Linked DNA regions of Mus musculus: all the other regions are linked to region 1. Evidence: chromatin loops called from intact Hi-C (ENCODE). Cell type or tissue: left cerebral cortex. All regions are shown on one strand. Region 1 holds the start of Clasp2 (CLIP associating protein 2). Region 2 overlaps Clasp2 (CLIP associating protein 2). Region 3 overlaps Clasp2 (CLIP associating protein 2). Region 4 overlaps Clasp2 (CLIP associating protein 2). Region 5 overlaps Clasp2 (CLIP associating protein 2). Region 6 overlaps Clasp2 (CLIP associating protein 2). Region 7 overlaps Clasp2 (CLIP associating protein 2).

Evidence for each region. A loop is a pair of places that touch in the nucleus more often than their neighbours do. Peaks named below come from ENCODE experiments on the same cell type or tissue, not always from the same donor. Only the 100,000 strongest peaks of a DNase experiment are listed, where the experiment ranks them.
Region 2: it touches region 1 in a loop (2.4-fold over the local background); 6 of 42 quality-filtered maps call a loop at or near these places.
Region 3: it touches region 1 in a loop (4-fold over the local background); 15 of 42 quality-filtered maps call a loop at or near these places.
Region 4: it touches region 1 in a loop (6-fold over the local background); 9 of 42 quality-filtered maps call a loop at or near these places.
Region 5: it touches region 1 in a loop (4-fold over the local background); 3 of 42 quality-filtered maps call a loop at or near these places.
Region 6: a loop joins it to region 1, with 3 times the contacts of the local background. A loop is called at or near these places in 12 of 42 quality-filtered maps.
Region 7: a loop joins it to region 1, with 6 times the contacts of the local background. A loop is called at or near these places in 12 of 42 quality-filtered maps.

Annotation. Positions count from the first base shown.
Region 1 is chr9:113,741,057-113,745,056 of GRCm38, reverse strand. Clasp2 (CLIP associating protein 2) reads right to left here and starts at 3,584. Exons shown (of 40, transcript NM_001114347.1): 1 at 3,182-3,584. The coding sequence starts at 3,376. In left cerebral cortex, CTCF peaks have their summits at 1,615 and 2,375; DNase peaks (open chromatin) are centred at 2,341, 3,188, 3,662, 3,824 and 1 more place; H3K4me3 peaks cover 1,795 bases; H3K27ac peaks cover 992 bases.
Region 2 is chr9:113,848,050-113,852,049 of GRCm38, reverse strand. It overlaps Clasp2 (CLIP associating protein 2), which reads right to left. Exons shown (of 40, transcript NM_001114347.1): 13 at 3,499-3,569; 14 at 1,868-1,927; 15 at 150-227. Among named protein-coding and RNA genes, the nearest start is that of Gm39439, 81 kb to the left of the region's middle. In left cerebral cortex, no CTCF peak of the experiment used is centred here; a DNase peak (open chromatin) is centred at 1,550.
Region 3 is chr9:113,910,225-113,914,224 of GRCm38, reverse strand. It overlaps Clasp2 (CLIP associating protein 2), which reads right to left. Exons shown (of 40, transcript NM_001114347.1): 38 at 2,609-2,815. The region is part of intron 3 of Gm39439 (a long non-coding RNA gene); the gene reads left to right. Among named protein-coding and RNA genes, the nearest start is that of Gm39439, 19 kb to the left of the region's middle. In left cerebral cortex, no CTCF peak of the experiment used is centred here; no DNase peak of the experiment used is centred here.
Region 4 is chr9:113,819,972-113,823,971 of GRCm38, reverse strand. All of the region lies in intron 8 of Clasp2 (CLIP associating protein 2), which reads right to left. Among named protein-coding and RNA genes, the nearest start is that of Clasp2, 80 kb to the right of the region's middle. In left cerebral cortex, a CTCF peak has its summit at 1,610; a DNase peak (open chromatin) is centred at 1,637.
Region 5 is chr9:113,840,058-113,844,057 of GRCm38, reverse strand. It overlaps Clasp2 (CLIP associating protein 2), which reads right to left. Exons shown (of 40, transcript NM_001114347.1): 10 at 2,407-2,499. Among named protein-coding and RNA genes, the nearest start is that of Gm39439, 89 kb to the left of the region's middle. In left cerebral cortex, no CTCF peak of the experiment used is centred here; no DNase peak of the experiment used is centred here.
Region 6 is chr9:113,902,159-113,906,158 of GRCm38, reverse strand. Clasp2 (CLIP associating protein 2) reads right to left here. Exons shown (of 40, transcript NM_001114347.1): 34 at 2,164-2,317; 35 at 1-162. Among named protein-coding and RNA genes, the nearest start is that of Gm39439, 27 kb to the left of the region's middle. In left cerebral cortex, CTCF peaks have their summits at 1,439 (motif pointing right) and 1,643 (motif pointing right); DNase peaks (open chromatin) are centred at 1,676 and 2,924.
Region 7 is chr9:113,793,254-113,797,253 of GRCm38, reverse strand. The region is part of intron 7 of Clasp2 (CLIP associating protein 2); the gene reads right to left. Among named protein-coding and RNA genes, the nearest start is that of Clasp2, 54 kb to the right of the region's middle. In left cerebral cortex, a CTCF peak has its summit at 3,880; no DNase peak of the experiment used is centred here; H3K4me3 peaks cover 2,509 bases; H3K27ac peaks cover 1,320 bases.

The sequences.
Region 1 (4,000 bases):
AGAAACCACAGCCAAAGCAGTTTATAGAAGAAAGCACTTAATTGAAGGCTTGCTTACAGTTTCAGAGGACCAGTCCATCAGAGCAGGGAGCAGACTAGCATGACACTCAAACAGTAGCTGAGGGCTTACATCCTGAACTGAAAACTGGGAGAGGTGAGACCAAGCCTGGTGTGGGTTTGTGAACCGCCAATGCCCTCCCTCAGTGACGCACCTGCTCCAACAAGGACACACACACACACACACACACACACCTCTCCTAATCCTTCCTCAACAGTCCACCACCTGGAGACGGGAGTACTCAAGACTCAAATATATTAGCCTAAGGGAGCCACTGTCATTCAAGTCACCACATCCTGTCTCAAAAAAAAAAGAAAGAAAGAAAGAAAGAAAGAAAGAAAGAAAGAAGAGGAGGAGGAAGAGGAGAAGAGAGAAAAGAAAAAGAAAGAGAAAAGAAACAGAAAAAAAAAATCACAGCACTGTCTCTGCTACCAAACCAGGCCTTACTACCAAGGATTTCTTCTGCTATTCCTTTCCTTTCCAACAAAGAACTAAAGGACTGTCCCTCATATAAAGCCTACCACATTTAAAATAGGATCATGTGGCCTTAGATGTACAGTAAAATAGAGGCCAACCTAAGCCCCAGGAAACCCTGTTTCGAAAAAATAAACAAACTTAAACCCTGTACATCTGTATATCCACTGGCCTCCAACTTTATCTTAACACCATACTAATTATACTCTAGCTATGAGGGCTGGAGAGATGGCTTGGCAGTTAAGACCACTGGCAGCTCATCCATAGGACCCAGGTTCTATTCCCAGCATCCACATGGCAGCTCACAACTGTCTGTAAATCAAAGGATGCAAATGCCTTCTTCTGGTATCTGTGGGCACAAGCCATGCACACATACACAGACATGCATGCATTTAAAACAGCCACACACATATACAATAAAACAAAAAATAATTTTTTAAAAACTAAAAATAACCAGGAGTGGTGGCACATACCTTTAATCCCAGTCCTTAGGTGAGAGAAAGGAGGCAGATACAGGCCTATCTCTGTGAATCTAAGGATAACCTAGTGTACACAGTGACTTCTATGCTAGCCAGGGCTACATAGTGAGAAGTGAAATCTTGTGTCAATAAGTAAGTAAACAAATAAAACCCAAATAACAGGCTCACTAGAATAGAATACCCTCTAACAAACATTAGAAAAGGTTTTATGCTAAAATATTAAGTACTGAGAACTAGTAATTTCTGAAGGAGAAAACTGGGTGATGAGTGTCCTTGAGTAGAGAAGAAGGCGTGGCATCTAATGGCAGAACCAAGGAACTGACCTAAGGAAGACAGGTGACTCATTCATGTACCAGAAATAAAGACTAATGAGCAGCGCTACCAGAAAGTGTTTGACAAAGCTGTAAGGCCTGTGGCACTTCCAACTGCTTAAGTTGTCTCAGGCTAAGTATCTTGTAAGGAACATGGAAAGAATGTGTGAACATCAGATACTTCCTGGAAGGACTCTAGCCAGTTAGCTGGATGCTCAGAGATGTGACAACAGAGTTGACAACTGTGGTATCACTACTGCCACTTGTGGACAAACATCTGAGGGCTGCAAAGGCTCCAAGGCAATCCACTGTCAGTGTGGAGAACGAAGCCCAGCAGCTTCCTCTAGAGACAGTGAGCCAACATTACTAACGGGCTGACTTCCCACAATAGCCAGTGCTGCAACACAGCACAAAACAGCCATGCTGAGCACACATGTGCCTTGCTTACACAGTAAGGGGAGCTAGGTAATTTCTTCAAAAGAAATTAATACTCCCTGTATTTTAGTAAATATTAGCTTTCCCCAAGCCCCCTACCCCCCCCCCTTTTTTTGAGACAGGGCCTCATCATATAGTCCAATCTGGCCTTAAACATTATAGGGGAAATATTTTCTTCAGTGATGCAGTCACTAATAAGATGCCCATGTTCCTTTATTGAACCCTTCACCCATACTCCTTTAAATAACCTTAAGCTTACTGATTCATTTAATCAAAAAAAAAAAAGATACAAAGGTAGAGAGGAACTATATGGAAATAGCAAGAGTGGGAAATAGCGGTGAAAGTGAACAACGTACATTACACAGATGCATGCATGAAGATGCCAGTGAAACCCATTATGTACATTTGATAATATGTGCTAGGAAAACTTTATTTTAAATCTTGCTAAGTCTAACCTTCCAACAATTCCATAAAGATCTCATCATTAAAACTGCTTTTCTTGTCTCTATAGATAGAAGCTTTCAAAGTACAGCCTATTTGCTGGATACATCACTAAGAATCGTTCCATCCACGGGAGCTCCCGCCTGCATTTTAAAGCAATACTGCCACCAGAAGACTAAAAAGAAAAGTAACCACTAACAACTCCAACTAATTACAGAATATTCACTTTTCTCCATCGGTGGCTACATAACAACTCCCTGATGCTGACCGGACACCCATTCCTCCTCGTACCTTACCGCACTCCTCCCCATTCCCGCTTCGTTTGCAGCATCAACTAAACCATAGTGTTTCAAATCTAAGTTCGTCCCAACTGCGGGAAAACAAGAGAACTGATGAGTGGTCAACGGCTTTCTGCTGTCAATTAAGGGAAATGTGAATAAATGCCATGAGATGAGCAGTCCTTCCGTGCGAAGGACCTGAATACGCGCTAACGGTGCTTTTGGGTGATCTCAACCTTCACGTAAAGACTACGAAAGAAAAGAGGGAGAAAGGGAGAGGGGAGAGGAAAAGAGAGGAGGGAGACGGGGAGGGAACGACAGAGGAAAGAGAGGGAGGAAGAGAGAAGCAAAAAAGAAAAAAAAAGGAAGAGAGGCGGAGAGGGATGAAGAGAGGGTAGAGAGAAAAGAAACTGGAGATTAAGTATAACAGCAAGAGATGAACTTGACGGTCCAACTTCACGCCGTACTCAAACGCCCCATCTCAGCGCAGGCGTTGCCATCGGGCGTAGACAAACGTTACAAAGTCTTAAAGCCTTGGGCCGCAAGTTACCACTTTGTAAAGCGCCAAGCAACACAGCAACGTGTCACCGAACCGCCGCCTGGGGCCGTACCCCAAGCCCTGGGGGGCGATGCCAGCGCGTCCCCGGACCCCGGCGGCAGCGCGCCCGCCCGCCCCGGCCGCGCGCCCGTTCGCACCGCCGCTCACCCGGTAGTTGCTCGAGCCCACCCAGCGGGTGAGCGCGTCCACGGTCTTAGCCAGGCGGCTCGGATCGTCCTCCAGGTCCGGGATGGCTCCGGGCGTGCCGAGGCAGAGCAGCAGCTCCTCGCCCGCCTGCAGCCGGCCGCTCACGTCCTTCTGCAGCACTTGGGCGCAGAAGTACTCGGCGCCGCGGGGCTCCATGGCCGCGCCCGCCACCCCTCACACGCCCGTCGCCCCTTACACGCCAACTTTCCTCGCAGCACCGCCGAGGCGCGGCGGTGAAGCCTCCGGGACGCGCCGACACGCAGAGACGCCGCTGCCTGGGGTGCGGCGGCCGGCGGGGGACGGCCCCCCTAAACTAATCAAACTCGGCGCCCCCCGGTCCCAGCCCCGCTTCAGAGGCTGCGGCTGCCGGCGACGTCAGCGCGCGCGTGACGTCAGAGCGACGCGCCCGGCCTCCAGCCCGGCCTCCCGGCGCGCCCGAGCCCCTGTGGGCTGCGGCCTGTGGCGCTACTGATGGCCCGAGCCTTGGGCTGTCGGGGCCGTGTGGGTCGCCTCGCGTGGGCGACCCTGGAAGGCCAGTGTGGGAATTCCGGCATCTCCGGCGATTCGCTCCGCCGCCATCATCAAGACTCAAAACTTTTTGGTACTTCTCTCCCTGCCCCGCCCCTGCCGTCTCTTAAAACCGGAATACACGGGTCGCGTTCTTCCTCGGCACAGGCCTGGCTGTCCCTTCCTGCTGCCACCCCCACAGTCGCCCTGGAGGACTTTCTGTTTCCAGTTGATACCGAGGTTTTGCAAATGGATCCACATTTTCTCTTGACG
Region 2 (4,000 bases), 110 kb before region 1:
TAAAATGCACTTTAATTTTGCTAGAATTAGTCAAACAGAGTAATTGGGAAATTGGTAATAGAATCACCTCTCAACATAATTCCTTTAAAGAAACACAATACCTTAAATATGTTTAATTAGATTGTCACAAAAATATAGTACAAACTTACTTCCTTGCCTCCACTCTGGCCTCAGCATCAGCATCATGAATGCCCTTCTTAATCGTTTCAACCAAAACAGCTGCATGTCTACACAATAAAAGCATCTTTACATTAATATTTCATACTGCATTTCACCACATACAATAGTTATTCCTACATAATACACATCTACCCCAAAGGAGAGGGAAAAGTGAAAGATTAATTAGTGAAATAATTAAGACTGTAACATCCCCACCCCACTTCCCCTTAAAGGCAGTGTTGCCACAAAGTCCAGGATGGTCTTGAACTCACAATCTTCCTTCATCAGCCTCTAGAGTACTGAGGTTGCAAGTGTGCAATACAACACCTAACATCCTTTTCTCTCTTTTCTTACTGAGATGAATCTTTCTATGCAGCCTGGTCAACCTGACTTATGTTCTATCCTCACTAGCTGGGACTGCAGGTCTGCCCTGGTCAAAGACTAGAGGATTTTCTAAGTCTTCCCCACACAGCTCACCCATATACTGCTTCCTTCTGATACTTCAGAGACTATAAATCTGGAAGTGTTTTTATAGAATCCTGACAACAGGTAAATAAATGTGCAATATTTAAATTTAAAAATTATAAACTTGATGGTGGAAAATGCCTGTATGGTGGGCTCCTCACTATCGCACAACTGTGGAAAATGATTTGCTACAAGTTTGATCTAAACCAGGGGCTCTCAACCGTCCTACTGCTGCAACCCTTTAGTACCGTTCCTGGTGTTGTGGTGATCCCCAACTATAAATTATTTTGTTGTACTTCATAACTGTTATTTTGCTACTGTTATGAATCGTAATATAAATATCTGATATGTTACCCCTATGAAAGGGTTGTTTGACCACCAAATGGGTCAAGACTCAGAAGTTGAGAACAATTGATCTAACCAATAAATAAAATAGTAGCTGCCAAAAAACAAACAAAAATGAAATACTTTGTGTCTATGTTTTTAAATTTTTTAATTAAAAAAATAGACCTATAAGGTCTGTAGAGATTGCTTAGCAGTTAAGAGCACATACTGTTATTGCAGGTGACTGGAGTTTGACCCCAGCTCCCACATTAGGCAACTCACAGCTACCTATAACTCCAGTCTCAGGGGATTTGACACCTTTGGTTTCCTAGGGTACCTACACCCCCATACCTATACATATAATTTCTTAAACTAAAAATAAATGTAACGAATTCAATTAAAAATAGAAATCAGCAATATATTCACTAAAAATGTAGGTTACTGCTGATGCTTCAAAACTGAAAGGTGGCATGAAACAGTAATACACAGCCCTGTAAAGAGCCGACGAGCTGGTCATACTTTCCTTCATCTCAAAATGACAACAGATGCTGTCCAGTGACACATCTCAGCGAATGTGGGGAAATAGCCCAACAACTTTCTCTTCAAAATAACTCTCTTACTTTAAACAGGAAGCCCTTTCCAAGACTGCAGCTCATGAAACTTGCCTCGTATGTGCTTGGTAAAATGTTACCCAATGCAATGTGAAGGATCGTATATAACCCAGTCTACCTAAGGAGCTGTCACCCAAGACACCAAACCTGAATGCACAGGAGGAGCACAGCATCCCAGCTCAAAGGAAGACACACAAGGACACACATCTCCAGACAGATGAGACACAATGTAAACAACACAGCAGCGTGCCTACTGCCGGGAAGAAGGCTGAGACTCTTGATGCTGTTTGTGTGGGTGGGGTGCCTACCTTTCCAGTGAATGAGTCTGCCATTCTTGCAGCAGCAAATCTAAAAATTCAAATGAACGTCTGAAAAATAAATGTTAAATTACAATTAAACACACTGAGAAATATCACTTTTTTTACAATAGTTCATTTTGCCTCTGAATTAAACACACAAGACTTATTTTCAGATTATCTTAATTAGAAAAACAAAAACAAACTTAAAGTATTTTACTATTACTATGCTAGATAGTTTAAAGGAAGTTTGAAGCCTATAATTTAATTGCAGAATATTTGTTAAATGCGAAGTGTTTATGCTGGAGCCCAGAGAGAGGGAGGCACACATGAAAGTGGAAGGCGAGAACAGGCTCATTAAAGCAGTCCTCAGAATCCATACGCGCTATGTAGACCCAACGTAGATCACACACTTAAAGGAATACGCAGTGATAAGTACATAATAGTACAGAACTTTTGCTTCTATTTTAAATATAGGCACATAGAATTTTAAAGCAAAGACACATGTATTTTCTCCTAAATCTCTAATTTTTTTCTTCAGTTGTAGGATTTGGGAAAATGAGCTGTTAGCCAGATTTCACCTATGGGATCTTATTTCTGACTCCTAAGATTTCAAAGAGGTGACTACATAACTTTCTAAAATTTTTAAATCACGTAAAGGACAAAACGGCGTGTTCAGCCATTGTCTAATGATAAAATGCTGTGCAAACTGCATTGTTCTCCAACATACACTGTACAAATACCGCACGTAAAGACACAGCACTTTCCTTACACTCACTGTAGCCTTGATTCTCCAGTGTTAGACCAGTGCTCTACCACAAATGTACACCATTAGCCTTTAGGTCCTAATCACTGATGGCAATACGTTTTGAAGAAATCAAGCTAGATGTGGTGGTGCATAGCCTGAAATCTTTGTACTTGAAAACCAAAGGCAAAACAATTCTAAGGTCAAGGCCAGCCTGGCTATATTGCAAGACCTTCTGTCAAATGAAATGACTGCTTCCAAAGAGCATGACGAGAAAGAAAGGGACTAACAATGTTGATTTATCTATTTCCTGTCTTCTACACACAAATTATAAACTCTTAGTGTTCAATCTGCAGTCCATGGGGTGAGCTCAATCAGCCCATGACTTACATATGCACTGAGATACACAACAGTGACACCTGTGGGATTCTAGCTATTTCTAACTCTATACTTTGGAGAACAAGTCAACCAGAGAAGTAAATAAGCCACAGCTTAAGTGAGAAACCTGAGTGCACACAGCAGTTGCTCCACCCACTTGCCCTTAAATGGGAGGTGGTTAAAAAGCTTGTATCATGGGCTAGAGATGGGTGAGCAACTGTACGAGTGCTCACAACCAGCCTGGTATTTTCAATCCCAGGATACACACAGTTGAAGAAAAGAACTGATTCTTGAAAGCTGTCTTCTGACTTCTACGAGTCTACTATGGCGCATGCATACACACACACACACACACACACACACACACACTCAGGAGTAAAGGTAAACAAATTTGAAAAAATTATATCATGGTTTTATTGGAAAAGGTAATATTAAGAAGTTATAACTAATTGTTACACTAAACTAAGGATTAAATGAATTACCTAATTTATACTAGAAGCCCTTTCCCCCTAACACTTACCTCCTTACAGGAACTGACTTTGATGTGCAGTTGCTTGTTATTAAAGGAATAAGTCTAGGTACATGGGTATGCTGAAAAAGATATTTTAGAAAAGCATGAGACACTGTGCATGACATGGAGTGCTTTTGTTGTCTTATACTTAAGGACAGCCATGGGACAGCCAGGAAAAGAAACTGTAAATCAAATCTAAACTGACCCAAATTCCCCTTTTAGAGTAATAATGGTGATGAGATAGTTTTTAGGAGAATGTTCTCCAATTTCTAAATCTTATGCTTTTCTTTAGTGAAGTAAGCAATAAAGTGCTTATTATAAATATAGAACTTCAGCATAAATATATATCACTTCGTTGTGGCTATACTCACTTTTCTCATTCTTTATTTAGCCATTAAGCACTATTTCTGGTATTTAGGAAATGATAGTGTTGTTATCTCTGTGTACCCAGTCCCCACACTAAGTGTGTGCTGCTCTTGTCACTGCCCGCAGCATCTACAGCCACAAACAC
Region 3 (4,000 bases), 170 kb before region 1:
GTAGACCAGGCTTGTCTCGAACTCAGAAATCCGCCTGCCTCTGCCTCCTGAGTGCTGGGATTAAAGGCGCGTGCCACCACTGCTTGGCCTCAGTTTACTTTTGTTTCTGATTCTGTGGATATCTGTGTGTCTAAGCAGGAGTTGGTACACATGAGTGCGGTTCCTGCCGAGGCCAGGAGAGAGCACTGGATCCTCTGGAGCTGGAGTTACAGGTGGTTATGAGCCACCTGATGTGGGTGCCGAGAACTGGACTTGGGTCCTCTGAAAGAGAGGCTGGAGAGATGGCTGAGTGGTTAAGAGCACTGGTTGCTCTTCCAGAGGACTGGGCCCTGTTTTCAGCATGCACATGGTACCTTCCAACCATCTAAAACACCAGTTACTGAGGATCTGAGGCCTCTAGTTTCCACAGATATCAGCATGCATGTGGTACACAAATGTATGCAGCCACAGAACACCTATATATATAGAATAATAATTAAACATACATTTTCAAGAGTGTGTGTGCATGGGGGTGGGTAGGTAGAAGAAGCATGGCACTGTTATAACCACTGAGCCCTCTCTCTAGCTTCCTCCTGCCCCCCATTGTGGTTTTGATGAGTATTTCCATAAGTGCTAATGAGAGCCAACTTTTCCACTTGTTTGCTGGCTGTGTTACTTGTAAATCTTGTTTGTCGAAATGTCCTACAAGCTTTTTTCCATTAAAAACATTCTCTTGTTGTTAAGTTAGAATACGCCTTTACGTATGTCCTGATTGTTATCAGATACTAATTTATAATTTTTCCCCATTCTATTGTTGTTTTGTTTTGTTTTGTTTTGTTTTGTTTTTTGAGTCAGGGTTCTCTGTGTAGCCCTGGCTGTCCTGGAACCCTGTAGACCAGTCTGATCTCAAAATCAGAGATCTGCCTGACTCTGCCTTCTAGTGCTGGGATTAAACACACATATGCCACCACTGTCTAGATAGTTTTTCTCCCATTCTCTGGTCTTCTCAGTTTTCCTTGCTGGCTTGGAACTCATGGAGATGAACATAACTCTACCTACCAAGTGTTGGGATTTAAAGGCATGCACTACTGTATCTGTCCTTTTCATTCATATTCATTCTCTCTCTCTCTCTCTCTCTCTCTCTCTCTCTCTCTCTCTCTCTCTCTCTCTCTCTCTCTAGTATGCAATCCTAGCTGCTCAGGGGGAAAATTTTTATGTGAAATATTCACAGATAGTAAAATACTATAGACTGCTATTGCTCTTTGTTCTAGCCCTACTATCTATATACTCTATTTTAGAGGTTTATAATACAAATACTGTAAAAGCATGGTTCTTGTGCTTTTCTGACAGGTTTTCAGTAATTACTTGTCATAAGGCTTTGCATCAAACTAATCAGAATTTAGGCTGCACATGCAGGTACAAGCCTATAACCCCAGCACTTGGGAATCTGAGATAGGAAGACAGCTACAAGTTTGAGGCCACCATGAGGCTACAGTCACAAAAGCGCAAGCAAACGAACTAGGGAGCCTGGAGTTCCAGAAGCTCTCGGCTAATACCTGCACATCCCAAGGCATCATTGTATACGGAGTATACATGACTATGTGCATGTTGTGCTTTCTACCAAAGCATACACAGCCCTGCACAGACACAGTGAGTAACAAAGCTCAGGGCAAAGTCAAAAATAAAATACTGTAAGTGCAAGGGAATAAATTACCCATTGTCTTTAAAAAGACTCAATATATATAGTACGGAATACTGTTCTGCTGCTAAACTACATTAAGAATATTAACAGAGTCTTACAGTATGTGTCTATATTGCAAAATATGATCCCAGTTTTGCTAAAATGTTTATATGTTTGGGATAAGAGACAAAGTCACGGTCACAGTGCATCTATCTATCTATATATATATATATATATATACACACACACACACATATAACTATATGTAACTATATATATATATATATATATATATATATATATATATATATATATATAAAACATATTCAGTATCACCACTTTCAAGACAGATGTGGCAATAGATTTCTGTTGGTAGATGCATACAAGGACTATAATAGTTACAGTAATAAAAAGGAGGAAAAAAGCAGAACCCAGACATTTAATGATGGATAAACAAATGAACATTCCTAAATGATAGAGTGAAAATCCGACATAAAATTAATGAACCTACAAAGTATTAAATAAGTGAACAAATATTTATGGTTTTTACATATATGAAAAATCTATAATAATTAAGGTCAGAGACAACAGAATAGAGATTATTGGGACCTGAGAGGGAGGTTAGGAGAACTGTATTTTATTTCTTAGTGGGTACAGAATGCTAGTATACAATGATGGGAAAATTCTGACCATCGACATTAGTGATGGTTACATGACACTACATTATGTATTTAACAACACCAGACTGTGTACTTTGGGGGTAAAGAAGTAGTACATTTTATGGTACGAATTTTATACCATATGTAAACCGACCCACCCATACCTACAATGCAACATCTTGTCTTGACCACTGCAGACTTGACTGTGCAACTAGTGTTGCTTGAAACCCATGTAAAATAAATGAAGCCCCACGCATGCCGACTTACTTCTCCGAGCCTTGCAGCTTACCTGTATTAGACCCGGCATGATCTCTGGTAAGAGCATGTTAAGGGTCTCCTTGGATACTCTCTCTATCACTTTTGTTTGCATTTTGATTGCAGCCAGATTAATAGGGTAGTCAGCGGTTTGTATGATGGGACAAAGCACTTTGATGCACTGCTCTGGACTAATGGAAGTAGCCAATACGGAGGCAGCTTCCTCAGCAGATCTCACCACCTAGAACAAAAGGGAGAGCCAGCTAGGAAAAAATACAAATCCTAAGCACAAATTTCATTAAGCATTTAATATGACTTGATACTTTGGGTTTGCACTGAAAATCTTGCAGTAAACTAAAATGAATACAGAAAAGGAGGTAAGATCAGACTAGCAAGTGCCAGATGTCAGTACTGGGCTCCACTGTCAGTCTCCCTTCTTTCTAGCTTCATGATTTTAAGCATTTATCCATTTTTGCTTTGTTCCATGTCATAGAAATGAAAGTAGTACAAGTACTCCTTGCCTGCCGGGCAGTAATGATGAGCAGGACCCACTGAGGTTTATAGGGGAAAAAAATGTCATGGACATGAATTTACACAGCTCTTATGAAGACTGTTTCTCTTACCCTACTGAGTAACCATGTAAGAAAGACAAAGGTCTTGTAGGTAATTCATATTCAAAAATGACAATTTGTTATTTTCTCTTTCTTCCTTCCTCACTCTTTCTTTCTTTAATTTTTTTTTTTTTGTTGGTTTGTTTGTTTTTTTTTGAGACAGGGTTTCTCTGTGTTCCCCTGGCTGTCCTGGAACTCATTCTGTAGACCAGGCTGTCCTTGAACTCAGAAATTCTTTTAATTCCCTTCTGTCTGTCTGTCTTTTTTTTTTTTTTTTTCTGAGACAGGGTTTCTCTGTGTAGCCCTGGCTGTCCTGGAACTCACTTTGTAGACCAGGCTGGCCTCGAACTCAGAAATCCACCTGCCTCTGCCTCCCAAGTACTGGGATTAAAAGCGTGCACCGCCACTGCCTGTCTTCAATTTGTTATTTTCATCTGTTATTTAAACAGCAAACTCTTGTTGCTATGTGGAAGTGCAGGCTGGTGAACTCTAATTAGAAAATAAGAAGCAAACTGGAGAAAGTGAAACTGGATGAATCACCAAGGACATATTTGATGGGAATGGTCTTGGTCTCCAAGCATTGCATGTGATAGAGCATATGCTCAAACCATGCATGTGGAGGCCAGAGGTGGTGACATTCCACAGAAGCCATCCTATCCCAAAATAAAAATTTAAATTATATTGTTCTGCGAGAGTGTGTGTGCGTGCGCGCGCGTGCGTGGGAACATATGCCCGGGTGTATATGGGATTCTGAGGACCACTTGCAAGAGTTGACTCTTTCCTTTTATTGTGTGTATCAAGTGCATGTCATAAGC
Region 4 (4,000 bases), 79 kb before region 1:
TTGATGCTCTGACTTCCCTCAGGGATGGAGTTTTAAGCTAAAATAAATCCTTCCCTCCCCAGCTTGCTTCTGATCATGGTGTTTTATCACAGTAATACAAAAAGGTATTGGCCATTTAAAGCACACAAATAAACAAAGATAAACTTTATATTCATGACAGGAAAACCTGTCACCATATAGATGTCCAGTCTGCCCATGTACAGCAGTAATAACCAGGCTCAAAAAAGGGGATTTTCCAAACTGACTAAAAACTACTTAGATGAGCAGTAAGTCAAGAACTATTCAGAAAGTCCTGCAGAAAAGAAATTGAATATATTATCTATCAAATGTAAAATCTTAAGAACTAAAATAATTGTGATTAATGAGTTGTGGTGCAGGGATAGATCAAGTAAAGAATAAAATGGAAAGTTCAAAATGCACCTATACATTTACAAAATATTTAAATATGACAACTGTATCTGTTTATTTTCTACTAATTTGACAACATGCCTGAGACTGGGAACATCGGGAAGAAAGCTGTGCAGACAAAGGAAGCACTCAAAGCGGCAAGGTATGAATGTAGATAGATTTTGGCCCAAGCTTACTCTTTATGTGGGCCATGAAAATTAATCCCTTATAAGAGGAGCACCCTCAGTGACCTAAACATCTCACACTGGGCCCTGTTCTTCGAGGTTACATGCCATTTCTTCATAATGTCACCCTAAGGAGCAAGTCTGCATCACATGGACCACTGGCAGACAAAACCATACACAAAAACCATAGCAAAGAAACCTGGATTCAGCTAAGCACAGTGCGTGAGGCCTGTGATCCCAGCACTAGGGAGGCAGAGGCTGTAAGAGCAGAGAAGTTCAAGACAAGCCTGATCTATATAGTCAGGACAGGCAAGATTACTATGACACCTATCGAATAAGTAAACAAATAACAAAAAGTGAAAAAAGTGGGGAAAGTACAGCTTATTCACTAATGTCCCAGAATTTAACGATGCTAACGGAGTATGCAGCTGAAAAAAAAAAACAAAAAAACATTTATCAAGTAGAAAAATGACAGTTGAGAACCATGCCTTTAATCCCAGCACTGAAGCAGGTGAAGCTCGGTGAGTTTGCAGTCATGGCAGCTATACAGCAAGCTCCAGACCAGTCAAGGCTACAGAATGAGTCCTCCCATAAAAAACAAACAAACAAACAAACAAACAAAAAAAAAAAACGAGGCAAAACAACATCAAAAGTTACAGTAGACACTGACTCTGTGAATATGCAGATATCTAGTCAATGCAAATATTCAAGTACATGTTCTATATAAATCTATAGACACTGAAAAGAGTAAACAAAACTACAGAGCTTGCTAACAAAAAAAATAATGAAGAAGAAAAATATTTCAAGCTGAAATTCACAAGTAAGCAAGGGACAGAAATGACTAAGCCCACCAGAGGCAACTCAGGATCTGCTGAAGGTGTCCCCCAAGACCATAATTAAGTGGTGATTAAAAGGTGGAAGTACCCTCCAAAGATTGGTGGGCAAAGGAAAAGAAGAAACAAAAAGGCTCCAGAGAGATAAAATGATCATTCCAGATGCAGAAGGAGAACTCTGGCACTGCATGTAGCTATGCATTTCCACAGACCAACAGAAGAGGGCCAGTTTAAATGAGCAAAGCTTCATTCCAAACGCAGAATACACATCATGCAGGAAAATCCAAAATAGCATCTACACAGACAGAATAAAAAAGAAAGTGAAGAAAGAAGCTTTTCTGATGATAAAAGTAACTGACTGAAAAACAAAGTCCAAACATTAAGAGGAAAAGAACCATAAGCAGCAATAGAAATTCAACAGAATACACAGCCATTGCAGGAAAGAACAGCAAAGCAGTGGGCAAGCTCAGAGCACATATACAAGACTTTAAAAGGCATCTAACTACAGTCAGATAAGACACTGTAAAGGAAAAGGCAAACTCGCCTGGAATGAAGTCACCAGCTATCTGAGAGAGAACAAACACATCCTCGCTCTGAAGGCAAAGCTAACGCTACTTTGGAATTTTCGTAGGACACTTGGAGAGAGCTAGGCATGTATGTTAGAAGTCAATTTTTATAAAATAAAAAGGCTATAGAAACAAATGAAATAACATCACATAGAAGTCAGAAAATACTTGGGGCAATGCAAAAGACAACTGTAAGGCTTTAAAATATCAATGTCCCAGAGATATAATTGGTTATGTGACTATTTTAGATAATATCACAAAAGTTTCTTATGTTCAACAATCATACTGTGGTCATAATTGAGCATGCTTTCTAACTCTAAAGAGATGCATATTAATAACTAGGGGTGAAATGTCATGTCATGTTTTTGTACACAAAAGCATAGCTGTGAAAATCTATCTGAAGACAAGACAAAGGAATATGGGGAATTACTGGTTATACATACAAGTGATAAGTGTTTACTATTTACCAACTGTGCTACATGTAAAAATTCTTTGTAATAAAAATTATGGAAAATCAAGTTGGGCAAAGTTTGAGGCCGAGATATGTGCAGATGCCTACTGTGTTCCCCACATTCAGACTACGGTCTTTAAGAGATGGCCTTTGGGAGAAGGGGCAAGGTAAGCTGCTTTGATGAGACTTCCCTTTATAAGAGGGAAAGAGACCTGGACACTGTTGGCATGTGGTGTAACCTACAGCAGAAGACCTTCAGCACATGCCAGTAGCAAATTCAATATCCCTTTAAAAGAGAAAGTAAGACTAGCCGGGCGTGGTGGCACACGCCTTTAATCCCAGCACTCGGGAGGCAAAGGCAGGCGGATTTCTGAGTTCGAGGCCAGCCTTGTCTACAGAGTGAGTTCCAGGACAGACAGGGCCACACAGAGAAACCCTGTCTCAAAAAAAAAACAAAAAAGAGAAAGAAAAAAAAAGGGAGAGAGAGAAAGTAAGTCTCTACTCTCTATAAATTATCCAGTCTAAGGCATACTGTTAAAGTAGCAGAAACAGTCTAAGAAAAGATATTGAAGTGGAGGCAACAGCTTCCATTCTTAATACTGAAAAATATATTCATTAATGAAGAGAGAATCTAATTTTAGGACCTACATAATAAAAAGGACTGACACCACAGAAGGACAGAGAACACACAGCAGTTATTTCAGACTGGTGACACTACTGAGGCAAGACAGTATTCAAGGTTTTGAAAGACTATTTAAAACTGTATGTAGTGTATGAGTGTGTACAAATGTGTGCAAGGGCCCTCCTCAGGGACTGGAGGCATTGGATGTTACAGGTACTTGTGAACAGCCCAGTGTGAATGCTGAGAACCAAATATGGTTGCTCTTCAAGAGCAGTTCACGCTCTTAACTGCTGAGCATCTCTCTCCAGCCCCTCAAATTTAATTATATTGTTTATTGTAGGAATTGCCATGATTTTTATATTTAAAATGAAACAATGTGTTCAAGTTTTTATCATTGGCAAGCAACATAAAAATTTTTTTAAAAAGACTAAGTTGAAAGGAAAAAAATTAATTCAGAATATGCACATTATAAAAATAATATTCAAGAATTCAACTTCATTAGGATGTACACAAATATAAATATAAGCTTGGGATTGCAGCCATTATTATAAACTTCTATTTACATGGATCAACTACAATGAGGCTAAGAAAGTCTCACACAGGCAGTTTTTCTTAAAGATATGTTTATCTTTCTAAGGCAGAACTAGAATAGATTTGTGTCTATAAAGCTTTACAATGTTCTAACACATCATTTCCCATCAAAAAGAACAGAGAAGTTCAGCATAGAAGGACTCAAATGCTACCAGTAACAATCTCTGGGTCACGAGGTCATGAGCAGGCACTCTAGTGTCTTTCTAAGTTTAAAACCTTAAGCTGGAGGCTGGAGGTACAGTTTGTTGGTGGAGGTACTGCCTAGCATGCAGAGCCCTAGGTCCCATCATCCTCAGCTGGGTGCAGTGGCATGCACCTGCAGTCCTAGCGCTTAGAGTGTTTGAAGGCAAAAGGATCAGAATTTT
Region 5 (4,000 bases), 99 kb before region 1:
ATTATTGATATAAGAGCTGAGAGTCTACAGAGAAGTCATCCAAATTACATCATCTAAACATCTAAAGGTTTTTCTTTACAATTAAGTTTATGGGTTTCATTAAATTTACATAACAAAATTCTGAAATTTTCGTCACATTGAATGCACTGTGTAAATAAACACACAAATCAATACAAAGCTTTCTGGGAAGCAGCGTTACAAGCTTAGATACATATGGAACAGATACATGTTCACATAAAAAAGAAAATTTACATTTTTCTAATCATTCTTTTCCAAAGTACAGAAAAATGTAATTAACATTGAAATTTATCATTTTAAACTATTTAATTGGTAACATTTAAGTACATTTACAACACTGGACAACCACTATCATTATCTATTGATAGTCTCTCACCCCTGCCTTTCCTTCTCCCTTCCAAGCTGTGTGTGTGTGTTCATGCTCAAACCCAAGGTCTCATACATGCTAAGCAAGTACAATACAATCAATACATAAGAAATGAAAATAAAGAGAGAAAAAGAAAAACTAGTAATAAATTGATAAAGTACATATATAAAACTGTGTTCAGCTGCACTACTGACAAGGAAGCCAAAGCTGGAAGAAAATATTATCTGTACATCGGACAGGCAAAAACCTTACACACTTGATAGACTACACTACACCAGAGAAAATAAACGCTCACAAAAAAGTTTGAGTAAATTTGTGAAGGACTAAAACCTTTATTCATCTACAGAAATAAAGCTGCATGCACTCTTTACCAAGAACCCACATGTAAATACTCTAGCCTATGGAAACAATTGTTACAAGGATGTGCAAAGGTCTGGGATTCAGTTTGGTGATGGAATACTTATTAACACTGTATCAAGGGAAAGGCAGCAGAAGGACATGGACTATATCATTAAAGCTGAGCCTGGTGGAGACTGACTTCATCCCATACTCAGGTGGCAGAGAGCAGTAGGCCAATCTCTCTCTCTCTTTCTCTCTCTCTCCCCCTCTCCCTCCCTCCCCCACCCCCTCTCTCAGTGGTTGCTTTCTTTACATAGAAACCTGCAGGGCAAGCCAAGAATACCAGAGAGATCCTATCTAAATAAACAAACAAAAGTACCCCCACCAACATCATTAAAATGAAAAAAGAAAAAAAAAACTTTAAAACTCTGTCATTGTCAAATGAGAATGAGTTTAATGAGTTACACATACATATATCAAACTAAAGAATGTATGTACACACCAATCAGCATTCAGTAAATATCTGAGCAGTCAATACACGCTTAACATGTATATTCGCTTAACCAGGAATATTGTATAGGTACAATTTGTTAAGTAAAAAAGAGCGAGGGATTAAGCATTGCTTACTTTAAATAAAAGGAGTGGAGGGTATTATGTTGATTTGAATGCACAGACTCCAAGACATTCAGACTAATTATTTCTGAATGACTACTTTCAAAGGAAAACAAAAAACCTTCAGGTTCAAGTTCGTCTTTTATTTTAATCTGTGATGTTTCTCCGTAAGTCATCAATGAAAAAGTTGTTTTATTTTTTAAATTGTGACTTATATGTGATGTACAACTTTAAAAGTAAATACAAAATCATATTTAAACAAATTCAGAGCACTATTTTCTGTGTTAAGAACAATATGTTAAACATTCAAAAATACAGACTTCTAAACATATAGATGGAAAACCATCTGTAATGCATAATATTAAAAGAGAACTATTTGTCAGGAATATCTATTAGCCAGACTAGAGGCTTTCAGAGCACAGGCATCTTCAAATCAGCCCTTTCCCGGCCTTGGGGATACTGAGGCACTCACTGTCATCTGACAAAATTGGTATCACAGAATGTGAAATACAATATAGATCTGATGTCAACACAAACATTATTTTAACATTCATCTAATACTTTCCTCAAGAAATGTACTGCAAATAAACCATTCCTAGCTCAAGGATGACCAAAAATGTAAATAAGTCAACCACATTTACTATATTTAAGAGTCAGATGAATAGACACCCTGCATCAAAATTATGTCAATGTTGAACAAATGCCGAGCTCACAGGAGAAGTCAATCTCTTCTCTGGCAAGTCCTCATGACTCAGGGTGCAATGACAATGGTGCTGATAAGTAGCTAGGTGACTCCACAGAGGCCAGGCCAGAGCTCTCTCAACCTCACTGGCTACCAGGCTGCAGGACATGCACTGAGATGATCAGCAAAAACAGAAGAAGAAAAGACAATCTAAAGCCAACAATGCCTATGACAGCCATATTTCCCACAGAGAAAGAATATTACCGTCAGATTTTAACTCATGACCACTCAGCCTGCATCACAGCTGAGTGCATGCTCTCCTCAAGTTCTGAACAGGAGTGCTGCTAAGAAGACAGGGATAAGAAAGGAAGGTCATGAGAAAACTTACCGCATTGGCACGCTGGTCCCAGTCATGTTTGTCATCTGACAAAATTTCCCTGATCTTATTTAACGTCTCTTCAAGTTCTCGACTAGAATAGATCTTAAAAGAAAATATTGAAAATTAGAACAAAATTTCTTGCTGTAAATAACATAAAACGATGCACCAGTGTTTGAAATAGTTTTTTAATATAGAAAGGCCATTTCACACCCTAGCTACACTTTCAGTGGAGACGGTGACAGAGAGTAGATGCCCCAACAGCCTTCCTTTCAGCCCTCTTTGCTCCTTGTCCCCACAAGGACAACCTCAAACATGCTTCTAGAATGCTTCCCATGGAGCAGATGTCCAAGGAACAAAAAAGGAGCAACTTCCCAAAAACATAATTTATACAATATTACAAAATATTGTTAAAAAGACATGCTTTAGTTTTGTAAAACTATTTGAAAAAAGGGCTAGTGCCAGAATAGACTAAGCATATAACTCACCTGGCTACATTGTGTCTCTAAAAGGGGGAAAACAAAACTCAATTAAAACAGGTCCTTTCAGCAAATTTTATAATAAATATATTATATTTATAATATATAACAAATATAATATATCTATTATAAATACCACGTCTAATTGTAGTACAAGGTGCTATCTTGGAAGACAATCTAAAGACCTTCTCTAAACCATGAAAAAGGGAGAAAGTAACTCAATAATTCACTCCAGTGACTCCATAATTTTTCAAGCCCTCTGTCCCTGGGCTCCTCATGTGTCTCCTTGGTATGCAAAGAACATTGGGTTAGAATGTCCTATTGGTTCCTAACTTCTCTAGCTGACTGAAAGATGGTTTCCACATAAAGAATACTGGAAGATCAAGTGTTAAGAAGGGAGATTGTGATTCTGATTTTAGACAGGTTGTGTTTGAGATGTCTCTGAGGCCCCTAAAAGAAAATAATTTTAATGCTCAGCAGAGGTCTGGTTTAGAGGTAAAATTAGATATAATCAATATACAGGTACTAGATAAAGCCATGTTGTTGAAGTCATAAAGCAACAAAATGCAAGTAGGAAGTTAGGATCCAGAAGTAACCCTTAATTATCTATAATATTTAATTGACCAAATAAAGAAGAATCCATTTGTAAAGGAAATGGATATGAAATAGACTAATAGAAGGGAAGTAAGGTGGGAAACACTGCTTTACCACTATTACAACAGAACTGTAAATGAAGAAAACAATTAGGCCAGTTGCTTTGGGTGCTGTGAGGATGGTAAGTGATTAAAACTAGAAAAATGTAAGGAAGTGAATGTAGGTACAGAGAAGGGTAGATGCAAACATACATCCTAACAAAGGAACTATTTGGAATTGATAGCTGTTGGGACAGCTTTCTTTACACACACACACACACACACACACACACACAGAGAGAGAGAGAGAGAGAGAGAGAGAGAGAGAGAGAGAGAGAGAGAGAGAGAGAGACTTCTCAATGTTTACATTTTATTTTACGTGTATGAATGTTTTGCCTGCACATATATACGTGCACCACATGTGTGCATGGTGCCTGTGAAGATCAGAAGCTGTTGTTAGATACCCTAGACCTGGAGTTAAGGATAGTTCCGAGC
Region 6 (4,000 bases), 160 kb before region 1:
GATGCTATCTGAGTAGTTATATGGGTTATAGTCACGGGAGCGTGGAGAGGAGTGGAGTGGCATTGAGTGGAGCAACGATGCTTTATTATCCAGAGCTGGCTGGCTGCCGTCAGCAGCATCACCTCCTGCTCTTGGATCTGACATCCCAGGACCACTACATATCTGTTAACAGGAAGAGGAAGGCAGAGCAAGTTAGCTAATTTCTACATACCTTCTTCATACTCTAAAAAGATGTTTCTTGGTGGTTGGAGAGATAGATGATTTAGTAGTTTCCTGTTCTTCCAGAGCATCTGAGTTCAATTCCCAGCCTCTAACTTTCTTTCTTTTTTTTTTTTTTAAATGTATATGAGTAAACCATTGCTGTCTTCAGACACATCAGAAGAGGGCATCAGATCCCATGACAGATGGCTGTGAGCATCCAGTGAGTATATGGGCAATATAAAATAAACTTTTTTTTTCCATTCTTTTTTCTGGGAAGAGATCACTAGGTGGGGAGTAGACCTGGGAGAACTGGGAAGTGAGTGTGACTGGGATGCCTGATGTGAAATTCCCAAATAATCAATCAACATACTGTGATGGAAAAAAATAAATAGGGAAAGAAAAGAGAGTGGGATGCGGCCGGTCCCAGCAGATGAGCTACCCACTGGCTTGACCTTGAACACACTAGATCATGCTTCTTAACCCCGAGCCTCACAGTGGAAACAATGGGAGTTTATATTTTCCCATATGAACTGTAGTAACAGCAGTCTGCATCGTCAGTGTGTGGTCCAAACAGAGAATGTTATAACCTACTTGTCTGACATGTGATGCTATTTATTACTTAACCGATTTCCTCTGCTATGGTATATCAGTAGTTACGTTTTCCTTCTGCCTCTGGCAGCTTAGACTTCCTTTAAAATAAGCCATCCCTTCATTCCCATTGAGCAAATTATTGCTCAGTATCCACAGAGCTGCCGCATTTCAGCACATGAAGGGCTGTACTGCTCTGAAGGACTCCCCACCTGCCTTTTCTTTCACTTGGTTTTCCCTGGTCCATAAAAATGGTTGTCAGAAAGTCTTACCACCCAGGTCTGAGGTTCCCTATCCTAGACCTGCATGTAGTCGCTACAGCAGTAGTAAATGTTATCTCGGTGCCTCCAGTAGTGCCAAAACCAATGCGTGACTTGTACTGGGTGCACACAGACTGCAAACAGGATGAGGGCTGTGTGTAGAGTTCTCAGCAGGAAGTGTGGCATGAAGTCACTCCGTAGATTCAGATGATTGTGTTTCTGGTGATGATACTCTTGATGCTAGTATTTGTATTAATGTTGGTGTTTGGGCAAGGGTGTTAATGTATCTCAACTCTATTCTTTTTTTTTTTTTTTCTCTCTTTTTTTTTTTTTTAAAGATTTATTTATTTAGTATATGTAAGTACACTGTAGCTGTCCTCAGGTACTCCAGAAGAGGGCGTCAGATTTCATTACGGATGGCTGTGAGCCACCATGTGGTTGCTGGGATTTGAACTCGGGACCTTCGGGAGAGCAGTCGGCGCTCTTAACCACTGAGCCATCTTGCCAGCCCTCAACTCTATTCTTTTTAAATTTATTTATTTCTCTATTTTTTTTTCCTTAATGTATGAGTTCTCTATCTGCATATATACCTGCATGCCAGAAGAGGGCACCAGAGCCACCATGTGGTTGCTGGGAATTGAACTCAGGACCTCTGGAAGAACAGTCAGTGCTCCTAACTGCTGAGCCATCTCTCCAGCCCATGATATTATCTTTCTTAAATAGCCTCTTAAACATTAGCAAAATGGGGCTAATTAGTTCACAGAATTCTCCTCTTAGGTTTTCTGGTTTGGTCCAAATGTCATTTGACAGAGGCCTCCATGCCCTGACTCAAGAGTGTAAACTGTACATTGACAGTCCTATCTGGCACATTTTTAGTTAGGAGTCTAAAAAGAACTAGGGCACAGCTCTCTCTTACAGATATAACATCTAAAACTCACTAGTATGTACATGGTTGACAGTAAATACTTGGAGAGTGACTTAAGCTTCTAAAGAATTATATATGAACACACCAGAAAGCAAAGTTTAAAATAAACTAACAACTTGCATACACATGAACACACACACTCACGTTGGGCATGATGATAACACATGGTAAGAACATGTGAACACTTACTGTGTCACCATCCTCCTTTTTAGGGTCCCTCCTCACTGGCTCACTCATATCTTCTTGGCTTCTGAAGCTGAAATTCTGGATTGCCTCAGTGACGCCTCTAAGGGAGCTATAAATGTCTTCAGAATTCATGTTCTCTGTATCGTAATCAAATGCACTGTGAAAAAGATAGCATTAGTTTTTACTTATTTTATTGTTTGATTTGATTTTTATATTGATGTGTATGAGTGTTCTGCCAGCGTATGTATGCTGAAATAACCACATCTGAGGATATTTATAAAGAAAAGAGTTATCTATTTTTGACATACAAACTCACTCTGTAACCCAAAACCAGGCCTCAAACTCAAGAGTCTCTTGCCTTGCCTCCAAAGTTCTGAAGTTATAGGCAAATATCACTATAGCCAGCTAACACTGTATTTATTCTTAAAGTCCTTTCTGTTTAGCCCTGGCTGTCCTGGAACTCACTATGTATACCAGAGATTCTCCTACTTCTGTCTGATGATTGCTGGGCTTAAAAGCATGGAGCACCATGCCTGGTCTTAAAATTATACTCGTGTGTGTGTGTGTGTGTGTGTGTGTGTGTGTGTGTGTGTGTGGACTGCAATGACTCAGGCCATCAGACACTTTGCAGCATGAACTTTTACCTACTGAGCCATCTTGCCAAGACAGATTCCTTACACTTTTAAATAAATATTTTTATAACATGGACAGTATACAGAATTCGAGTTTCAGTATGCATAAATGCAGTCTTCCTGGAGCGCAGCCAAGCTTATGTATGCTGGGACTCCCTGTGCCTGCTTTGGTACAAGATCAGAACGGAAGGGAGGCCACAGACCACTTGGATTAAAAGCCTAGAATATTTGCCACCTGGCCCTTTATAGAAAGCTTTACAGTCCCTGTAATTAACAAGTAATAAAAGCGCTAGTTGAAGAAGAAACAAGTGTAGTTGCTAGTGATTGTCAGTATTCTTAGCACTCAGGAGTTTGGGGCAGAGGATCTACAGCCATTCTCTGCCACATGGGCAGTTCGAGGCCAGCAGGAGCAGCTACACCTTCTAGTGTCATTGGGAGCAGTCCTCAGTAGAGAAAAGAAGCTCAACTGTACTTCACCTACTTAGACTTGCTGCCATTATTCTCAAAAACAAAAGATAAAGTTAGAAGAAAAAAGGCAGGAGGATTTTGAAATAAAAAACAAGTATTCTAGTACATGCTTGTGGTGGGTACGACATTGTGTCTGTGACATGCTTGTGGTGGGAGTGGGTACAACAGTGTGTCTGTGGAGGTCAGAGGAAGCTTTGTGGACTAGTTCTCTTCCTTCACGTTACATGGTGACCTAGGGATTGAACTCAGGTAGGCGTGGTTTTTCAACAAGAGCATCCACTTCCTACGTCATCTCAATGGATGAGGCAGAGTACATAAATGAACAATGAACATAATGTTAATGTGATGAATTCTATAATCAAACTCTAAATTCAATTAAGGCTAGAATTTACCCAGCAAAATTGTCACAAATCTATTAACCAATAGATTCGGTGGTAAGATCTGATACATTTTTCTTTCCTAAACTCTGATTTAACATTCTGTAATTTTAATGGATAATCTCATGAAGCAAGCCATGATGTATAACCAATAACAAAACTTAGGCTACTAATTGTAATAGATGTTGTAAGACATTTTACAAAAGGCCTCCAAAAGGGTCATGGTGGCTACTGACTAATGAATCAAGAATTTGATCTAGGGCTAGCAAGATGGCCTGTTGGGTAAAGGTGCTTGCTGCTGAGCAAGCCTGGACACTTGTACTATATCCCTAGAACCCCCAGTGGAAGAAGGAAAACCACTCC
Region 7 (4,000 bases), 52 kb before region 1:
GGCATCTCTTCTTGGACTATTCTGCACAGCACTGGCTTTCCTGATTCTCAGGACCATCCACTCTTTTGATCCTTGTAATTTACTTTCTCTCCATACATTTATTTTTTTTATCCTATCATTGATTTTAGTAGAAAATACTGGCCTTACACCATCAAGTAAAAGGCAGGTTTCTCTCCTGTGATTTACATCATACAATCCTAGTGTGTCATAAAAAAAAAAAAAATGTTCAAGAGCAAGGAAGAAGGATCTTTTCAGCATCAGTATTCTATTCCTCTTAAACTAAATTTCAGATGAGTTACATGTGATCCTAGAAGCCAAAGGATCTCATGGAAGGTTGATCCCTAAGGATCTCACTACATTGCCCTGGGTGGTTTAGAACTCACTGTATAGACCAAGCTGGCCTTGAGATCACAAAGCATTTCCCTCCTGAGTGCTGGGGTTAAAGTTTGCCACCATGCCTGGTCCAGTTGTGTATATTCTTAAAATATTAATTTTTTAATAGACTATATTGAAATATAAAAAATTTAGGAAAAGTCCATTTGTAACAAAACCTTATTTCTTTCCAGCCATTCTGCAGGAACAACAAAAGGCCAAATTCCTTTCTCATGCTTCTGCGGCCAAATGCAGGCGTCAGTACCACATAATAATCCTACAGGTTTTTAATTAACCCTCTCTGATTTGACTGCCTAGAGCATAATATTACATAATTACTCAAAATGTTTGGTTTTATGCTTTGGAATTAAGAATGAGACAACTTAAGTTAAAAACATCCAAAATCTACCCTCAAGAATTCACCAAGCAGTAAGTCATTCCAGGACCTCATAAATCTGAATTGACCTTAAAATAAAACCACCAATGACATCACTGGAATATCTAAAAATCAACTATAAACAAATAAAAAGTCAAATGATTTGGTCAAAGATGCCACAAGGTGAGACTAGGGAGATGGCTCAGTGGGTAAAGTAAGTGTTTATTGTACAAACACTAAGCACTCAGCACCCACAAAACAGCTGAGCATGGCACACAGCAAACCATATCTAAAGCTTCATTGCTATCTCTGGATGGCTGCAATGGATAGATCCCACCGGCTTCCTGGCCAATCAGCCCAGCTAAACAGTGAAGTCCAAGTTGACTGAGAAATACTGTCTTAGAAAATACACAAGAGTAATGAAGAAAGGCACTAACCTCTGGCTTTCACATACACCTGTGTAAGTAAGCAGACCAAATAAATAAAGCAAACCAAAAGGCAGCTAAGAGAACACAAACACACACACACATACACACACGAGTCATATGAAGATGAGAAGGGTTGCCAGAAAGCAGCTATGTTTGATAATGTCTGAAATACTTTTCACTGATATGATTGGAAAATTGTTTAAACAAGTAATAATAGCAAGCAATGAACTGAAAAGAATATTGGCTAGTAGGTACTACTGTTGGAATGTATATAATAACGTATTTCTGGAATATTGTTACAGCTAACACAATTTAAAGGCAGACTTTTAAGTTCTAAAATGCTACTTACAGAGTATTTGGGGGGAAAATGCACGTCTCTGTACTCACATAAACAGCCTGGGTAAAAGTGTCTGTCCCAGACCAACTTAGGAAAAATTATACATGGCAAAGGATGTAAACTTTCACTGAAGGTGAAATAGTTATACTGCATGTATACAGTGGAAGACCATGCAACAGTTTACACAGAAGAGGTAGAATAACACATGACAGCATGATAGTAACACACTTCATGTGCTGAGCAGACATAGCAAATGTCAAAAGTATATTCAGAATGACTGCTTTCAAGGGATGTGCCTCAGCAGTAAAATACTGCACAGAGGAAGTGAGGCCCTGGGCTCCATTCCCCAGTCCCCACGCCTAACACAAATAAACAACAATCAACACAGAATTTGTTTGAAGGTTTATATATGAAAGCATATTTATGTTAAAGCATATAAAAGGCAGGAGATCTCACTGCATAAAGTATGAACAAGTTTACAGAGTTTTTTGTAATATGATCATTTCAATTTTTAAAAGATATTTACACACTATATTCATAGTTAAAATTTTTAAATGTGCAAATAGGAATAGAGCAATGAAATTGTGCATGGTGTTCACACATTCAAATTGTATGTGAGAAACTCATCACACTCAGTAATCATACCAAATGTTAAAACTATTCATTCTGACAGCCTACTGCCTTTCTTTATTATTCAGACTTTTAAGGTTTTTTTAAAAAGGCATATTTTAACCCAACAAAAATGTTACTATTTTAAGAAAGAAAATTAGTTGGAAACTTTACAAGAGGTCATTACTTTGAATGAAAAACAAAATCAATATATTCCTAACCTGTCTGAATGTATGTATTATTTAGAAAATAAAAACCAAATAAACATATATGGACAGCCAAAAATAGGTAGAAAAAAATAAAATAAAATCTAGACATGGTTCAAAGCAAATGCAACATTCAGTTGCCTAAAAATTAAACATTTTTGTTGTTTAATCTTCCTAAGAAACTTGGAAATGCTCTTAAGTATGTGAGAAATTAATTTAATGTTTTTACTTTAATAAAGTATATCTAAATTATTTACATAAGACCATATAAAAATTACATAAATTCTCAAAATCACTCATAACAATGTGTAATACAAAATGTATTATCACATTTCTATTTCAATGTACATAAAATACTTTAAATGACTATCAATAACAGCAACTTGGTAAGTTTGCAACCTATTCCTAATATTGCCAAGAGAACCAACTCTTGGAGGACAGAGGTCATAATCTAATCATAGGAAGGCTGACATTAAGACTTAAAACCTAAAAATCCAAGCAAGGAATCATTAAGAACCTAGACACACAGATACACACCAGAAAAAAAAGAGAAACAGAAAAGAGAAAAAACACGGTAGAACCTTACAGTCCCCCTGTACACATCTCTGATAATGATGTTATTATGAAACATATCTCAAAGCATCTTAATAAAAAGCTCAAACAGTGTTAAGAAGGACAATAGCAGATACACATTTGCGGCTCTTGCTTCAGCCCAGTTTGCTCTGTGCCTGGACCTGGAACACACCTTTCAGCAGGTCTTAGTTTCCTAATCTGTGAAATGGAAACACCAAATATCTGTGTAGTTCACTGGTCATTTGTGCCTGATGAGACAATGTATATAAAGTATATGAAAGTGCCTCTGAGAAGTATAAAATACTATTGAAATAGGTGTCTTTAAGATTGTCCTTCCCAAAACACCAACAAAAGCAATGTGTGATCAAATTATGTCCTATATAAATTTCTTAAAGGATGTTTACTAGAGACACTGACAAACCACAAGCATACTAATTAGTATAGTATCCATGGCAAGCCATTTTGCTTCTCTAAGTATTTTATTACCACGGAATTGAAATTCTGTCAAATACAACAGGAAAGATGTCAAGCTAGCTAATCAAACCTCCCTGCCTAAATCTGCCATTGCTCCAAAGGCCACATTCTCCTCCACAGCTCCTGTACACATTCCCTGACCCTTCCACTACCCTTTGGTGACCCAATACCAAAGACTGAAAAAGCCGTGCTTGGGTTGCAAGGTAAATCCCACCTTATGTTTGCCAGACCCCACACTGACACATCAAGTGAAAGACACCCCAAAAAAAAAACCCCATATACAGCAAAAATACACACAAGCACGTAAATGTCCTTCATTCTGAGGGGAAATACATCTCTTACATAGCAAACAATCATCACCTTAAAACCAAGTGTATAACATAGCACAACAAGAAAAAGGAATCATACTCACCATCTCCCATAGCCATTCAGATGGTCCAGGGAGCTCTCTCAAACCAAAAGGTCAAATATCACAGCAAAATAAGTGTAGCTTAGTGCCTGCGCCACTGGGCTCGGCCTGCAGCCTACAGGCACCGGGAGCACTGTGTGACCCAGGCCGCGCTGCAGCTCTGCACCGCAATAGCCAACAGCTGCTACTCCACTTCAAAATAAAAGTCTGGGGTCT